Linked DNA regions of Homo sapiens: region 1 is linked to region 2. The links are chromatin loops, found by intact Hi-C in ENCODE. Cell type or tissue: endothelial cell of umbilical vein. All regions are shown on one strand. Links, peaks and the distances in the headings refer to the core of each region. The heading gives the core; the rest is flanking DNA.

The links. Peaks named below come from ENCODE experiments on the same cell type or tissue, not always from the same donor. Only the 100,000 strongest peaks of a DNase experiment are listed, where the experiment ranks them.
Region 1: it touches region 2 in a loop (8-fold over the local background); 2 of 110 quality-filtered maps call a loop at or near these places.

The regions. Positions count from the first base shown.
Region 1 is chrX:34,296,060-34,305,735 of GRCh38, forward strand. No RefSeq gene overlaps it. Among named protein-coding and RNA genes, the nearest start is that of FAM47A, 170 kb to the left of the region's middle. In endothelial cell of umbilical vein, for the core only: no CTCF peak of the experiment used is centred there; a DNase peak (open chromatin) is centred at 5,022.
Region 2 is chrX:32,477,267-32,486,942 of GRCh38, forward strand. It overlaps DMD (dystrophin), which reads right to left. Exons shown (of 79, transcript NM_004006.3): 21 at 7,653-7,833. Among named protein-coding and RNA genes, the nearest start is that of MIR3915, 100 kb to the right of the region's middle. In endothelial cell of umbilical vein, for the core only: no CTCF peak of the experiment used is centred there; no DNase peak of the experiment used is centred there.

The DNA.
Region 1 (9,676 bases), core at 711-8,710, 1.8 Mb after region 2:
CCTTTATAAATTACCCAGTCTCAGGTATTTCTTTATAGCAGCCATGAGAACAGACTAATACATAACTCTTGTGAATTTTGAAATTCAGTTAAAGAAATGTTTCACTGCCTGAAATAAAGTGGCTCTCTCTGCCATCTAAACTTTTAAATTACTTAGTACTACTGGAATATAACAGAAGATTCATGCCTTTAACAGGGATGAAGCAGGAGAAATCAGTCAGAGGAAAGGAGGGTTGGTAAACTTGATCTTTGCCATCTGTTCAAATTGCACTGAGTATAGTGAATCTTTTTAACAGAAGTCATTTTTCATCTACTGTATGTGGCTTTGGCAAAAGTAGTTTATTATTGTTTTAGCTTTACACCATAGACCCAAGATATGAATAGTGGGAAGGAAATATTATTACAGCTTGGTTCCCCTGTATTCTCTAGAAGATCACTAGAATATTGATTTCCTTTTGGCCTGATTCACTGTACAATGGTTTTATATGGGTGGGTTGTAAGAAACAAGAATTTATATATATATATATATATATATATATATACACACACACACACACACACACACACACACACACACGCACACACACACACATATATGCATATATAATTATACACATACAATTTCCTGTCTGTTTATTATCCATAATAAACACCTATTTTTATTATTTCAAAATAAATTACATTGAGATTTCTTGATTTGCCTGGAGAAATAAGGACAAGGTGCCTAGCTAAAATTAGAATTAAATGACTGGATTTTAGAGACAGGAATACGAGCTTGACTAGGTCCCAACTTACACTATATTCAATTTAAAAATCTAAGAAATGGCAAAAGCAATTCAACACATTTCTAGAAATTAAATGGTAAAGCCTAAGAGTGAAGGCTGAAACAATGCTACTGAATTAAGCTGCTGCAATCATTATGTACCTGTGGTTCCCAATTTTAATGTATTTTCACTGCATCAGGAAAACTTCCAGAAGACTAATAAAGGTGTTAAGAAGTAAAGCTAACTCCGACATACAGTCTCCCTGGCAATATATTTTTGTATTTTGTTTTGTTGTAATGCTGGTGACACTCCAGTTTGGTGCAGCCACAGGAACTGACATTTTCCAATCACTCTGGCATTTACAGCCCCCTCTTCACTCCGCATCCCACTGGGATCCTCCTCCTCAGAACTCACCGGCAAGGCTCGGCCTGCCTTCGCCACTGCCAGTCTTGTTTCATTTTGGTTTGATGAGTGGAGGTGCAGAGAGGGTGAGAGTGTTGTAACTAAGGACAGAAGTGAATGATAGCACATTTGTATTACGCAGCCACCCTTTTCTATTCCCAACTGAAGATCACCCTTAGGGATATGTGGTTTAAAAAGTAGCTGAGAGAAATAGCCAAAGGAAGAGGAAAATGGATGCGAGAAAGAACGTGAAACGAGCCTTCATACCACTCTCACTCCAGTCTCCCTTTCCTCTATTGCAGTTTTTCTCTTCTCTATGCTGATTTTTACTCCTCAGACAACTCTATTCCAGATTCCTTGTTTCTTCATTTGTGAAGCTCATCTTCATCTCTGCATGTCCTTGTCTCTGTCTTACTCGAAGCCAATCTCAGGGCCATGCCCCTATACATGTTTTTATTAATCCACCCTGAGTAATATGGTTGGTAAAATTCAAAGTGATCAAAAATGCCCTTTGGGATTGCATATATAATGTGAATTCCCTTGCTACTTTATATGACTACATGAGAAAGTTTGAACTCTCTGAAATAATGATAGGGCACTATAAAATGCACGGCGTTATTAATATAATCATATTTTTTCATGTTATAAGTACCAGAAATAGCAGGTGTCTGTATTCTGCTAACAAGCTCTGTAGCTACACATGCTGACATACTGGGAGTTCTAGAGGCAGTTCTAAATAAGTATAAAAATGCAACAAATGGCAAACCATTTATTAATCTCTTTAAGCTAAATTTTTTTCAAGTTATTTTTACAGTATCTTTTAAAACAAAATCCCATATGAAAGTAAATAAATTCTAAAAATTATAAAGCCTAGAATTTCACAGCATTGCCCAAATAGTTATGAGCTTTGTCCATATGTCAGTAGAGTTACAGTAAACTTAGTGATTAAGTTTTTCACTCAACACATTTCCAATAATTGCTTTTTCTGGATAGTGCACTGTACTAAATCCTATGGGAGATACACAAATACATAAACAATAGTCCTTATGCTCTAGAATTTTAAAGTTTGGTTATAATGGAAAGCGTATAGTCAAATAAACCCACAGATGAATGTCAAATAAATGAAGCACATAATGTATAGTATAGGAATTTAGAGTAGGAACAAATCCTTTTTGGAGAAAATGATTGTAGAAGTTAAAAGGAGCAGACAGCATTTAAACTGGACACTGAAATAAAATTCTACTTGGCAGAAAATTGAAGAGGTGATTAAAATAGCAATAACAACAGCAATTTTAATAATAATAACAACAAAGCAATCATGATGAAGTTCATTTTTGGAGCATGTCCTATATAATAATTTCAATGTTAACCCTTTATCTGTCTTATTTCATTTAATATTCAAAACAACCCGATGAGCTAGGAACTATCATTATGCTATTTTCAAAGATGAGGAAATTTGAACTTAGGGGAATAAAACAATTGGTCAAGAATATAGGGAATATAAATAAAAAGACCATAGTTTGAAAATAGGCTATTGTACAACATTCAAGCAAATGTACTGGTTCCAGTCTGTTTGTCTTAGATTCATTCATTGTTCTTTCTTGTCTCTATTTTGTGTCACATGATAGCAGACCCATACATGCAGCTTACTTTTTACCAGATTCAGCCAAATAGAGACACTGATGGGATATGACGGGTTAGAAAGAAGCTAAGAGATTTCTCTCCATTGTCTCTCTACTTTGGTTACCTCTTCCAGCAGCCACTGTGTAACCTCCCTGGCTCTACTATGTGTGAGACAAAACACGTATGGTCCAGTATTGACCAGGTTATCTGGCCCTGGGCTCCCTCACAATCTTCTCCTTAACTGTCCAGTATAGGAGTTGATTGAAGTAGATTCCTGTTCTTGCTAATCCCTCCATTATCCTGCTAGCCCTTCTTTACTTCTCAGCAATTTCATCACTGGTGCTACTAATTTCCACTATCAAACTCCCATTTGTAGAGACTTGATGTGATTTCTATTTTATTTTTATCTATGAGCAGGTACAATAAAATAAAATTTCAAAATATATTTAATAGAAAGGACACAAGCAAAGATTTCAAAGTGAGGAAATAGTAGCCACATTTACAAAGCTAATGGACTAGTTTTATTGGAGTAGGGAACTCAGGAAGTGGAATTCTGAGAATGAGTTTTGAAGGTACAAGATGGTGGATGAGTTTGAATGGTGGGGTTTATGCAACAGGAAATACAGAGTGATTCAAAGTTTGGAAAGAGTAATCTGAAATTCAGCAGTATGGGTTTGGTGAAGGAATGATGTCAAAGAAAAACTGCACCAAATTGAGTAAACGGGCAAGGAAGAATATTGCAACAGGAGTCAAGATGATTACAAAAGGAAGAGAGATTGCACTCAACTCTGCTGATGTAGAAAAATGGGAGAGATGTTAAGTGCCAAAGATAGCTAGTGGAAAAGAACTGGAGGACCTCAGGGAGGAAGTTGGTCAATGTGATTAGGCCATCTGTGTGTGCTAATTGATGCTTATCTAAGTTAGGCTCCTACCCTCCCACAGAGACTGAAAATAGGGGTGCTATCTTTCTTGATGTTTACATTTCAAAGGGATGGCTTCCAGGTCCTTGAGAAAGACATTCCTGGGTTATAAAAGTCAGAAGACGCTGGGGGATTTATATCTCAGAGGGGCAAAGAATTTACAATTGTACTTTTTCTAAAGTAAATGCCTTAAGAAAAGAAAGGTCAGGGACCTACAGTCAAGAAGAAACCTGTCTAAAATTTAGTCAAGCTGAGGAGAACATTAAGGACATCTTGATCAGTGAATAAAATTAAGGAGACCAGTAGAAGGTCATATAAGGTCATAATCTAAAGGTGTAGCAGAGAAAATGTGTAAAAATAATCAACAGAAATTGTCTGCTGGTTAGATATAGGTCAGGAAGAATAAGAAAGGGCAAATACAAGGTAAACTCAACTATTTTTCTCAGAGGGATGTGGCTTTAATATAAATGAAATAAGTGGAAATAATAACCCATTGGTATAAGGGGAAAGCCAATTGAATGGATGACCAATTCGAATTACTAGATTGATAATAGTCATTAACCAGTCGAGGACTAGCAAACCTCCAACAACATTTATTAGATGTATTTCTGTCTGAGAGAATGGAGAAATATTAATTATTTAAATGTAACCACTACTTTGTTTCCATGTGGTTTTTAAAAACATATTTTGAAGACAAATAATGGGAAAGTAATATGTATCACTAAAACCTTGAAGTGAATAACATAATTTGATCCTATTTTTATCTTTCTCTAGGTAAAGGAGAAAAAAAAAAAGATAGGGACGAAATAAACAAGAATGAGGTGATGTTTGCCCACATTGTGGGTCAATGTTTTCATATATTTATCTCATGTAATTCTCAAACAACCATGAAGCATGAAGAAGATATTATCTACCCTATCTTCAGATTAAACTTTGTTTACAAGGTAACAACCAATTGCAGAGCTGCCTTTGAATCTAAGTCTACCGAACTTCAAGATCTATACTCTGTTTGCTACAACAAGGTGCTTGGGATAAGTAGACTTCAATGAGCAGAGAAATTGATTGGAACTTGCATGAAATGATGACAAGTTTTTCTGATCAAAGGCCTTTGCTCTGCTAATGCATCAAATTACAGGTGGTTTCCTCACAAACACTCAATTTTTGCAGAGCTATTCACACTTCAGGTGAAAGTATATTTTTTTTTCAAGGATTAACCATTATTATTGGCTTTTCATATGTTAACTAAATCCATGCTGTTGTTGGAGGCAGTGCTACAGTTTGATGTGCTTGTTTGCCATGATGCAACTTGGTCGCCCTCTGGAGGCTATTTTTAGGATTGACTAGCAAGTCTTAATTTTGAAGAAAGGTCTTAACAATTTAACAACTCATTTTAAAGGTGTGGAAATTATGTATATATCATACTTAATTTTAAAGTTTCAAAGCATTGGGTCCAAAATATTGAGAGACTATTTTAAAATGTTCAATTTAACATTTTATGGCACAGAATATTTGGAATTTCACTTTCCCTTTGGAAATACAGATGGTCATGATTCCCTTTTCATCATGGAAAATCTATCTATACTGGGGTTCTTTTTTTCTTCCCCACTAAGAACACAAGGGCAATTAGCTCTATATAATAAAAAATAAACTATATGATATAATATTTTTCACTTTATTGGAAACAAAATCTGTGGTTTTAGGTACAGAAACCCATCTCTATATTTCCAGATTATTTGTATTTTCCTTTCTACCAGAGACAAAAGATGACAGCTTACAAAGATCTTTCTAAACAGAATGTCTTGAAGGATAAAAATGTTTTGTTCCCTAGTTCGTTCTTTTCAGTTTTTTTGTTGAAAGAGTATTATTCCAGTTAGTGAAAAATATACAGGCAAAGTGTTTTCCATATATTTATGACAGCTGCCATGACTTAGCTATAACTATTTTTCACAAAGTAAGCAGTTATGAGTTGCAACTTTAAACCTAGTGATTCTTTATTTGATTAAATGAATGTCAGCTTTTAAACAAATGAGCAGATGGAGAAGTCAGCCTCAGTCACTATTTGGAGTACATCATACAACCAGAGTTGTATAAAAGTCCTGTAACATGAATTTGTTATGGAGGTCTCTCCAGTCTCCTGAGACCATTTCACACTGTTTCTCACTGTGACTTTATATTCCATTGCTAAATGTTTTAGTGCAGTGTTTGAGACCCTGAAATATTTATTTTTTTAATTTTTAAATTTTATTTATTTATTTATTTATTTATTTATTTTTTGAGACGGAGTCTGGCTCTGTCACCCAGGCTGGAGTGCAGTGGCACGATCTCGGCTCACTGCAAACTCCACCTCCCGGGTTCATGCCATTCTCCTGCCTCAGCCTCCCGAGTAGCTGGGACTACAGGTGCTCGCCACCATGCCCGGCTCTTTTTTTTTGTATTTTTAATAGAGATGGGGTTTCACCGTGTTAGCCAGGATGGTCTCGATCTCTTGACCTCGTGATCCGCCCGCCTCAGCCTCCCAAAGTGCTGGGATTACAGGCGTGAGCCACCGCGCCTAGCCGACCCTGAAATATTTAACAAGACAAATACATAATGCTTACTACATGGCTTCCTTATATCACTCCTCAGTTATTTCCTTGTAACAACTGGACACAGCCCCAGGGCCCTATCCAGCAGAAAGGTGGTGTCAAGCACTGCGTGTTGTATTCTATGATCTTTGGCCCTCCAATTGCCTTTTAGCCACTTTCTTGACACCTCAACACATGTTCCAGCAGAACATTTCTTAAGGCACAGACTTTTAGGGAGTCTTGAATCCATGCTGGAAATGGAGAGGGGAGAATGGAGGAAGAGAAGGGAAAAATACAGGAAAGACAAACACAAATATTTTTTATAAATCTTTCAGCCACAAAAATTATAGGCACCATGCAGAGCAAGTGGGGAAATTTAGATTCATGCATTAATTTACCAATTAGAATGACAGATAAGAGTGAATAAAGAAGTATCTAAGAGGTAAATTGGATAGGATTGGCAATTGATAGGATATAGTGGATGATGAGAGAGGGTGAAGTCAAAGTTAATGGCTAGACTTCTGGTTTATATAACTGAATGAATGGTGCCACCATACACTAAGACAAACAAAGATGGAGCAGGACAGATTAGAGGTTGCGGGAGAGCATGCATATGTTGAGTTTTATGTTTATTTAAAATAAACAGGTTGAGATGTTAAATAGGTACTGGATATACAGAATTTAAAACTGAGGTCTTGGATACAGCAGGTCCTCAAATAACGAAGTTTAATTTAACATCATTTAGTCATAAAGTTGATGAGAAAAAAAAATTAACTCCCACCTGAGGCCACAGTCTACGTGGAGTTTGCACATTTTCCCCATGTCTGTGTGGGTTTTGGCCTCATACTCTGGTTGCTTCCCACATCCCAAAGCTGTGCACATTAGCTGAATTGGCATGTCTACATGGTTCCAGTTTGAGTGAGTATGAGTGTGTGAGTGAGTGTGACCTACGATTGGATGGCTTCCCTGCCAGGGCTGGTTTTTGCCTGGAACCCTGAGATGCTGGGATAGGTTCCCATCACCCACCATTCTGAAATGAAATAAGCAGGATGGAAAATGAATGAATGAATGAATGAATGAGTACAAATTATTGTCAAGTAAAAATTTGTTAAGTACATGACAATCCTACAAATGCACATTTATTATCATGCCAAAAGTGCTCAGGGAGCATGCTATATTTCCTATTATTTGTTTTTGAACTTTATGGTACAAGGGGGTACTCCTGAAAATTTTCACTTTGCAAACATTTATTTCATAATTTAACCCATCACTGCTGTGACTGCCATCATTCACTGATTCACCAAAAAAAAAAAAAAAAAAAAAGTGGATCACTAACTATCTTACTTGATTTTATCAATTTAACTTAAATGTATGTGTAGCTCACATTTATTTCAATGTTTAATATTAGAAGTGTTTTTGTTTTTTATTTATAAGTTTGGTGATGGTTTTGTTACCAAAAATAGTCCATTAGAACTTATCTCTTATTTATATCTACTAGCCTATGGAAAAATTGGTTTCATTATGCATAGTTTTGCTTAAAGTCAGAGTTTTCAAAAATCTATCCACAATGTTAAAAGAGGACTTATTGTACATGTATGTCCAATTTTCATGGGGGTGGAAATTAAAGCTGTGGAAAGAATTTATATTTCCATAAAATATCTTGATAATTTTATAGAAACCCACATATTTTATGCTACTAAAGTGAGAGAATATAATAGTCTAGAATTGAATTTTGAAAAATTTCAACACTTAATGTTTGGAAAGAAGATGTATCTGCAAAAGAGATGGAGATTGAGCAACCACAGAGATAAGCGAAAACCAGGAGAGTCTTAGCCCAAGGAAAATTAAACTTAAAAGAGGGAAGCAAATTCTACTTACAGATCAAGTAACTATAAGATTGTATCTTTTAGTTTATTGAGGACATAGAGCCCCAAGGCCCAAGCCAACAAGAATAGGAGATCGAGACCATCCTTGCCAACATGGTAAAACCCTGTCTCTACCAAAAATACAAAAAATTAAGCTGGGCGTGGTGGCACGTGCCTGTAGTCCCAGCTACTCGGGAGGCTGAAGCAGGAGAATTGCTTGAACCCGGGAGGTGGAGGTTGCAGTGAGCCGAGATTGCGCCACTGTACTCCAGCCTGGCAACAGAGCAAGACTCCATCTCAGGAAAAAAAAAAAAAAAAAAAAAAAAAAAAAAGAAGATAATATCTACCCATTGCTTCTATGAACTTGGAAATTAGTAATAAACTGTTTTTTATTGGAGTGGTAAAGGCTGGATTCTGTTAGAAGTAGACTAAAGAATGAGTAGGTGATGAAGTGAAGATACTGAATACAGAAAAAAACATTTCTTAGGAATTGAAAAATTATGGTTTTGAAAAAGAGGAGAGGGGAAAGATAATCAAAGCAGAGGATGTGTGGAAAAATGGTGAGTTTGATTTTGCATTTCTTCTTTGTTTTATTCTTCTTTTTAACCGTTTTTTCCCTAATTTGGAAGATGTTTTAATGCTAATGGAAGGGTGAGAAAAATATATTAAATAATATAAGGATTCTGAGAAGGTAGAAGTAGATGTAATCCAAAGCAGGATTGAAGAAATTGCCTTTAGTATAAACAGGGCTTTTGTTCTATTAAATGACCAAAGGGGATAAAGATGGGAGCAGAGCTGGTAAATGCATTATGTTCACTAACAGAAAATTTCCTCTCTAATGTCTTTTATTTTCTTTTCTGTGAATTAGAAGAGATTATCTCCTGATAGTACAGCAAATGGTGGGAATATAGACAGTTAAAGATAGTGTGGAATGATAGAAAAACACATTGTAAAGAATGTAATGACTGTTCCTGATAAACGAAGCAGAATTAAAGGTCAATATTGAAGGATCTTTGATGTCACTGATCATGAATTTATAAAGGAAACAATCTAAACCTTTATGTAATTTTCTCAGGTAGCCTTTTAAAGGTAGAGGTCAAAAAAAGTGAAAGCAGTGGTTTCGGGTTTATCCATGTTTGGATACAATGAAAAGACACTAGAGCAAGGGAGTTTAGAATACAATCAGAAATAATAGGCATTGGAATCTAAAATAATAAGGAAGGATGTAAAGGCAATATTAGGAGAAAATAAAGAAGAAAATAGACTTGTTTCAAAGTACAATCATGGTACAGCTGCGATTTGAACAACTAAACTGGAATGTGAGAAGTTTGTTTCAAGGGCACGCTTGTGTTAATGATTTGGGAGGTGGAACTGTATAATTTTTGTTTGTTTTTGTTTTAAGACCATGTCTCCATCCCTTTTCTCTGATTTTTATTGTAGAGGATAGCCTCACAAAATTGAATTTTCCAGTATGCCTTGACAATAAGCTTCCCATTAGGTTTGACCAAAGGGAAGCACTGATGAGATAATGGAAGGAGG
Region 2 (9,676 bases), core at 722-8,721:
CTCCTATCCTGCACTACTGTTTATCTTGAAAAGTAAAAAAAAAAATTCCATTAATATCTAGACATTTAATATAGCCATGTGAGGGATGGAAGTGATAAAGTATAGGCAAACTGACATCTAAAATTATAGTAAAGGAATACAAAAAAGAAGTTTTCTGCACCTTTTGTTTAAAAACTGCTTGTCTTTAACTCTTAAAAGAGGGAGGGGCTAAAGGGAAAAGAAGAGAGAAAAAAGGAGAGCAAAGGACAGACCAAGAGAGGCAAAGCAAGATTCTTTTGTGATAACAAAAGAGCTAAGTATGAAATTAGATGCTACATTTTCTAATACACATGAGTCTATGTCAAGGGCAAACCACTTTAACTGGAAAGCAAAGTAAACAGAGAAGTATATTGAAAATTCTGAGAGACATAACTATCGAGATAAAGAGATACCAGAGCAATCGGTTATATATAACACTTTACTGAAAAAAAAAATCTCTCCTCTTGAAAAATAGAACTACTCAGAAAATAGGCACTTAAGCATCAGAGAATGTACAATAGAGAGAAGGAAGACGTAACTGTGCCAACCAATAAGGTAGCAACTGGCTACCCGTCCGTTAAGCACTTGAAACGTGGCCAGTTTGAGTTGAGATGTTTTGTATATATAAAGACACACCAGATATTGGACAGTTCATACAAAAAGAATGTAAAGCTATTTCCACATTTTAAAATTTTAATTCTAAGATGAAACAATATTTTCAAATGACTTTTACCTGTTGATCTGTTAATGTGGTTTCTAGAACATTTAAAATTAAATATATGGCTCACATTATTTTTCTGTTGGATAGTGCTTAGATAGAAGCTGGAAAAGGCACCCATGTAATCCATTTAGGGGGAGAAAGAGATGATATGTTAGTAGTCTTAATATTGACAGCATTTAAAAACATTAGAAGTCCTGTTGTGAATATGAAATCGAGTCCAATTTGAATTCCCCATTATTACCTGTGGGGAAAAAAATGCACTGCACATGTGTGAAGAAGCTGAACTAATGACATATACCTACTTCGGCAAAATGCTCAACTTGAGCCTTTAATTCCATGCCAACCAGATCCCACCTTTTTCCTCATTCCCCATGATCAATCTAAAGTCAAGGAGATAATGCAATCAGCAAAGGCTCCAAACTTTATTAAATAACATAGACCATGACAAAAGTAAGCATTTCTCTAAAATGTGAACACTGACAAAGGTGTCAAGAAATACAACAGGACCCATGCATGATATATGATGATTAACATACTAGGAATGGTCCTTCAGATAATTACAAGTGCAAGGAAGTCTGAGTATAACTTGAATTTCTAATGTCAATATATAAGTTGTTTCCTTAGTTTGAAATACAAGGATCTTTGTGATTGGGAATTCAATCAACATTTTAGCCCAATTTCCTATCAAAATCAATATTCTATCCTCCAGTCAAAATATGCCTTTTAATTACTTCACGCCTTTTTGCTTATGCAACTTGCTCTGCTGAAAGTCGCTGCTGCTCAGGCTCCATTCTCACAAAGGGCACTTGGTGTGGTCTGACATGAGTGAAATAGATGGGTTTATAGGAATTTTATCTAAGATCACCATAGAATTTGTTTTATAAGTCATAAAACTCCAATGAACCAACTGAAATTGGGGTCATTTTCATAAATACTGCTCTATTATTCACCTCCTGGACAACTGATTTATTTTCCAGGTAAGTCTCATTTTTCTGACCAACTTTGTGTAAGTATAAACTACCACACTACAGAAATATTTATTAGAATTTAAGAGTTTTTTTCTTTTGCTGAATTTTCCCTTTTTCTAAAAGCAGCTCTATCCACTTAGCAATCCTATTTTCAAAATATCATGTTAAACTATTTCATATTTAACTAACAAATAATAATTATGTGTATTTATGGGGTATCATGTGATGTTTTGATCTATGTATGCATTGTAAAATATTCACTCAGGTTAATTAACATATTAATCACCTCACCAACTTATCTTTTTTTGTGATGCGGATATTAAAATCTATTCTTTTACCAATTTTGAAACATAGATTTTTATTAACTGTGTCCACCACGCAGTACTAGAGATCGCTACAATTTATTCCTCCAGTCTAACTGAAACTTTCTATCATTTGATCAACACCTTCCCTTTCCCAACCTTCCTCTTCCCCCCAGTCTCTGGTAACTACCTTTCTATTTTCTGTTTCTATAATTTGACTTTTTTTTGGATTTCTCATATAAGTGAGATCATACAGTATTTGTCTTTCTTTGCCTGGCTCATTTCAGCTAGCCTAATGTCCGCCAGTTCTATCTACATGGTGGCAAATGACAGAAATTCCTTCCTTTTAAAGACTGTATAGTATTCCATTGCATATATATATCATATATAGACACTGGAATATATTTATCACTATATATATATGTCACTATATATATCAGTATATATATCTCTATATATCAGTATATATAAATCACTATATATATCTACCACTATGCATATATCACTATATATATCACATTTTCTTTATCCATTCGTCCTGTAATAGACATTTAGGTTGTTTCCGTATCTTGGCTGTTATGAATAATGCTCAAATGGATATGGCATGGGCAACAAAAGCAAAAATAGACAAATTAGATTGCATCAAACTAAAAAGCTCCTGCACAGGAAAGGAAACTATTAACAGAGTGAAGAGGCAGCTCACAGATCAAGAGAAAATATTTGCAAACCAAATATCTGGTAAGGAGTTAATATCCAAAATATATAGAAACCTCAAAAAACTCAACAGCAAGAAAACAAATAACCTGATTTAAAAATGGGCAAGGGATATGAACAGACATTTCTCGCAATAAGAGGCACCAATGGCCAACAGATATGTGAAAAAATGCTCAACATCTCTAAACATCAGAAAAATGTGAAAACCACAATGATGTGTCACCTTACACATGTTAAAATTAGAACGGCTACTTTCAAAATGATGAAAGATAAATGTTGGAGAGGCTGTGGAGAAAAGTACACTTACACATTGTTGGTGGGAATGTAAATTAGTACAGCCATTTTGGAAAATAGTATGAGGTTCCTGTCACATAAATTTTATAAATGTGTGTGTGTGTGTGTGTGTGTGTGTATATGTCTACATGTGTATATACACAGTATGTGTCTATGTGTGTACATACACAGTATGTGTCTACGTGTGTACATACACAGTATGTGTCTACGTGTTTATATACACAGAATGTGTCTACGTGTGTATATACACAGTATGTGTCTACGTGTGTATATACACAATATTTGCCTACGTGAGTATTTACACAGTATGTGTCTGTGTGTGTACATACACAGTATGTGTATATATGTACATACGTATATGCACACACAACTTGTGTACATATACGTATATGTACACACAGCGTGTGTATATATATATGTATAGCTTTAACTTGGCATTTAGCGAGTTTTCCCATGATTCTTGAGGTCAGGGAACAATTCTTTTATCTCACAATAAGCACATAGCTTGCTTAAATAAACATGTCTGCTATGCTTGCTCTTGATGGTATTGATAAAAATAACACAATTTTTAAAAGGAACATTTACAAACAGTTTACCTAGTTTCTGGAGTGAAGGAGCAATGCAACAGATTATGTGTCTACTGGAACAAAACATTCCTTTGCCTAGATGTATTAAAAATAAAATTTTAAAATAAAAAATTTAAAATTTTAATAAAGTAAATTAGGTCAATTTCCTGAACTGCAGCTAGAAGAGTTACCTCACATCAAACTTTGTTTTAATTCCCAGTCTCAGCATCCTAACAGGGAGGGGTAGAGACTAACCATAGAGCTTGAAATTGTGGCCATGGAGAGCATCCTTGCTGGCTACCCTTAAAATTTTCTTCTACTGTCTCTGTAAGAGGTAAAAGTTATTTTCTTTCAATTCTGGCAAGAATATCTTCTGTGCTACACCTCCCCAGATCATCACCTCTTCAAGGGTTGAAATGATTTTTCTTTATCTTATCACAACTGTAGTTTAAGGTTCAATGGACTCTCCTCTGTGTGGCTATTCTTTCCACAAGTCTTCCTGCTTCTCCTCAGACTTGTATTGCATTTCTTCTTCACATACCAGCTAGAGGGTGAGTTTTGAAAAAATACAACTAAGGGTACTTAATTTCCTCAATTGAAATTCTTTCGGAAATGTCTACTGCTCTTAAAATCCAAACCTGTTATAGAAGTTCTATAAGAGCAATTCTACCCTCATCTTGTCCTAATCTTTCATTGATTTGTTACATTCCAGCCTTTCTGGCCTCCCTTATGTCTTCTGGACATGCCAAGCCCTCATTCTTCACCTTTGGCAATTTGTGTTTCTTTTCATTTCTCCTAATGTCCTTTCTCCAACTTATCATATAGCTGGCACCTGCACATTCTCCAGGTTTGGTTCTAACATCATCTCCCCAGAATCACGGTTTCAGACGCCAAAGTAATTATAATCTGCAATAATATTCAGATATTCAATTTTATTATCTTTCTTTCAATAAGCTCCATGAAGACATATTGCTCTTGATTTTCTCCACCATGTATATTACCTAGTGCCCAGCACTTTTACGGCATATACCAGGTGTTCAAAAATATTTCTTGAATTTATTAGTGAAAAAGTGAGCAAGACTCTGTTCTGAAAGCAATCTAATGGTGTAGAACAGAAGAGAATCATTTTGAAACTTTAGAACAGTCAAAACACTGGCTTTGTCATAACTAATAATGTCACTTTCTCCATTTTTGCAAAACTAAACCAAACCAATAAAATCCCTAATAATTATTTTAACATGATTTCCAAATTGTTAATGAAATAAACTCAAATTATATGACCAATCTTTTTCCTTCTTTACATTAAGAAATAAGGTTTCATTTTTTTCTTTGTTGAAACAATTATCTACAACAGACTAGATGCTGTGTTTCTATATTCATCTAGCATATAACATGAGTTTACTGGTTTTCAGTCTCTAGAAAAGTATTTTATCAACTGTCATGGGAAACAATTCCACCCCCTCATCCTCCCAGACCTAGGCAACCACTAATCTTATTTCTGCCTGTACAGATTTGCCTATTGTGGCCATTTTATATCAAGAGACTCATATAACATATGATCTTTTGTGACTGGCTTCTTTCACTCAGCATAATGTCTTCAAGGGTACTCCATGCTGTAGCATGTATCAGTACTTTCTCCCTTTTTATTGCTCAGTAACACTGCCTTGTATGGATGTGCCCATTTTCTTCATATAGTCATCACTGGATGGACATGTGGGTTTCTTCTACGTTTTGGCTATTATGAATAATGTTGTTATGGACATTCGTGTATACGATCTAGTTCTTACAGCATCCCATATCCATGCTTTTAGTTATTCAAACCCCATTAGCTTACTTGTGATATAGTTGTAATAACAAATACTCAATGTGTTTCTCTCTGAGGGTTAGGTAAAATGATGTATAAATTAGTTATGCATAGAGTAAAAAGTGCTTTGAAAATAGAATTTTATCTTTTTATATTATTTTCTTCTATCACTTATGTCAGGTAACAACTACCAATTCCTTATGCCATTTTCCAACACTGATAGTATATTTTAAAAGCCAGGTTTTTGTGTGAAAAAGCAAGTTTAAAAAAGTAAAGAGGAAATAAAAGTCAGTATGGATGCCTAGGCACTTCTGTTAGCTCTTATTTCCTGCATACTTAATACGTCCAAAGTACTGTGGAGGAATACAAGAAATGAGATTTACTCCCTGGTGCCAGTTCGGATATAATGCATACACATGTGCAATTATTTGAATTAATTTCAAATTAACAAAATCAACTGCTATGTAATTTCATATGCTACATTTTTCATTCCATATATATATATATATATACACCATATTTAATTAAAGGGTTATTTATTAATCTAGACAAGCATTCCAAAAGGGTGAATAGTAAAATTAAAGATGTGTAGCTACAGTGGAAGTGGGGACAATTTGTTTACATATAATAGCAGTGAAAAAGTTAGGAAGTTTTATAAACAATCATCGTTTGTAGGTATGAAATTTAAAAAAGAGAAGAAAGATGATAGGGATGGATGGATGGATGGAGAGCTGTATGAATAGAGACTATATATTATTACGTATTTATATTGTAACATCATAGACAAATCTCAGTTATCAAACATTGCTATTCTGAACATCTTTAAAGTAAATGATAAAAAGTTGAACTTTAATATGATTAAGAGGTATATACAGATTAAAGTAAATTTCCAGTGAAATGGCTCCTTTGCACAACAATTGCTGCATAGCCACTAAATGTATTTAACTTTAAGGGGGAGTTATGTATGTAATGACAAGTGAAAATACATTATTGTTAAATATGTCAATATTTGAAAATCTAGGACATTTAAAATATTTTCCCAAATTGATTTTGCAGAGGCACAGTAACAAGTATACTGAAATCCACTAGAGGGAGCTGATACTATTTATAAAGTTTTACTACCTGTACAGGAAAATAAACCCCTTAGCAAAAACGACTCTGAAGTACAAAAAAAAAAAAAAAAAAAAAAAGTATTTATCCTTTGCTTTATTTAGCTCATTTCATTTTTGTAAAAAATGAAAAGCTGGGAAATGAGAAAAGCGTTGTGTATCACTACATTAATTCTGGAAATGATATTATATGGTGAATTCTTTAAATATTTACAAAGAAAAGCAATAGGATAATATATTTTCCAACTAATTTAAGTTTTAGTAGTAAACAAACACATGTTCCTGTGCTTCTCATGACAAATTTGGGACAGAGATTTTTTCAGAAAAATACTTTTATCTTAATGCCTTCAAACCCGATTTTACTCAATAATTCCTTTTGTGTGCACATGAACACATATATGCATGTATATAGTGAATCAAAACCCCATTTACTATTTCTTAAAGGTGGTCATTCATCTGTCTCTGAAAAGAATTTTTGTCTTAAAACTAAGTTGATGAGTAGAGATATTTTGGAGCAGATACTATGTATTAACATCATCTTATTAAAGCAATTCAGGAAGAGACAAAAGAAACATCTTGAAAAATTTGCTAGTCGCATGGCATGAATTTGCATAATTGCTCCACTTTTATCTTTTATCATCAAAGGAAAAAATAGGATTTATGTAATTATAGTGATCCAGTAGTAAAATGTAGCCCAAAGAATAATTTGTCCTTTGCTGAGTTTCAGTTGCCACATGTATGCTAAAGCTATAATACTCTTCAGATAAATTGACAGAAATATTAGAAGATGCCTAGCAAATATCCTTGTATATACAGCGAGCCAGACTTAATTGAAGTGTATTCATATGACCTCAACTGCTCTTTTATTTTCTTCTATATTCAAAACATCTGATTTTGAAATCTACAATCCCCCAAGGAGAAGCTATTCCCATACAAAACATGTTTTGTTTCTCAAAGTCACAAAATTATTATGAGGACAAAAAAATCTACAGACAGCTTATCTGTTACACCAGTATTTCGTTCCTTGTTAATACAGGTTGTAGGGAGAATGGTTCCATTTACAGAAATTATTGTTTCATGTTAGTACCTTCTGGATTTCCCCACAAATAACCATTTTGGAAAATGTCAAGTTAGCCATTTTAGGCTTTTTACTTACTTGTCTGTAGCTCTTTCTCTCTGGCCTGCACATCAGAAAAGACTTGCTTAAAATGATTTGTAAAGGCCACAAAGTCTGCATCCAGGAACATGGGTCCTTGTCCTTTCTCTTTCAGGGCTATGCTTTGAATTTTTAATCGTTCAATTTGAGGTTGAAGATCTGATAGCCGGTTGACTTCATCCTGTGCCATAGAGTATGGAAAGTAAGTAACACGTTTACTTTGCATACATTACATTTTGCAAAAGAAGGTATTAAAAAGCAGTAAGGCAAGTTTAGCTTAATACCCTTCACAAATATCTGATAAGAAACATCCATGACAGTATAGACAAGCCTCTATCACCAGCCATACATTTAAGGATACCTTGGCTCTTTGTTCAATATGTATCATCCTATATAATGATATTTAAATTTCAAGATGACATAATTTAGAGCATTAATGGGTATGAATGCGTACAGTGGAAAAATACTATGCATGACCTTAAATCCTTTCCATAAATCAAATATAGGTGTTTGGCTGCACCCCTCTTATATCAAAATGATGTGCGCTTGCTTCAAATTTTAAGCTCACTCAATGAACAATATTTTCTCTTTCATTTCTGCAAAATATAAATTACATATATACCTACATATATGTATATGTGTATACTATAATTATAAATATATTTTGATACAATTATATAGATTATATACACACATATAAAATCTATATAATACTTATACATATGTATGTACACACCCAAATATAAAAATATATCTATAATCTTCTATGTTTTGTATGGTCTCATTACTTCTCCTGACCAAACAGGCAACCACTGCTTTTTTTTTTTTTTTTTTTTTTTTTTGGGACAGAGTCTCGCTCTTGTTGCCCAGGCTGGAGTGCAATGACGCGATCTTGGCCAAATGCAACCTTCACATTCCAGGTTCAAGCGATTCTTCTGCCTCAGCCTCCTGAGTAGCTGGGATTACAGGTGCCCGCTACCGTGTCCAGCAAATTTTTTTTATTTTTAGTAGAGATGGAGTTTCACTGTTGGCCAGGCTGGTCTCAAACTGCTGACCTCATGATCCACCCACCTTGGCCTCCCAAAGTGCTGGGATTACAGGTGTGAGCCACCGCGCCCAGCCAATTGCCACTTTTTAAATTACGGTGGCTGTCCAGGTTTCCTCTTGTTGTCCTGGCATAATTATTAGTAGCACCCTGTTTCACTCTCAGTAGTACCCTGGTTTGTATGATAAAATCACATGAACACTGCTGTACTGTCACTAGCTCATGTGGCAACTGGGCACCTGAAATGTGGCTGGTCCAAATTTAGATGCATGAAATTACCAAAATATGTTTAATTCTGAAGATTAAGAAAAGCTAAGAACATAATCTCAAAGTTTTTAAATACTGATTACACTTTCAAATAATATTTTTGATGAATCAGGTTAAATAAAATGTACTATTGAAATTCAATTACCGTTTCTTTTTCCTTTCCTAATATAGTTTCTAGACCATTTTAAATTACATATGTGGCTTGAATTTGTGGCTAGCACTGTATTTCTTTTGGACAATGACTTTCTTCACAGAATTGGAAAAAACTACTTTAAAGTTCATATGGAACCAAAAAAGAGCCCGCATCGCCAAGTCAATCCTAAGCCAACAGGACAAAGCTGGAGGCATCACACTACCTGACTTCAAACTATACTACAAGGCTACAGTAACCAAAACAGCATGGTACTGGTACCAAAACAGAGATATAGATCAATGGAACAGAACAGAGCCCTCAGAAATAACGCCGCATACCTACAACTATCTGATCTTTGACAAACCTGACAAAAACAAGCAATGGGGAAAGGATTCCCTATTTAATAAATGGTGCTGGGAAAACTGGCTAGCCATATGTAGAAAGCTGAAACTGGATCCCTTCCTTACAACTTATACAAAAATCAATTCAAGATGGATTAAAGATTTAAACGTTAGACCTAAAACCATAAAAACCCTAGAAGAAAACCTAGGCAATACCATTCAGGGCATAGGCATGGGC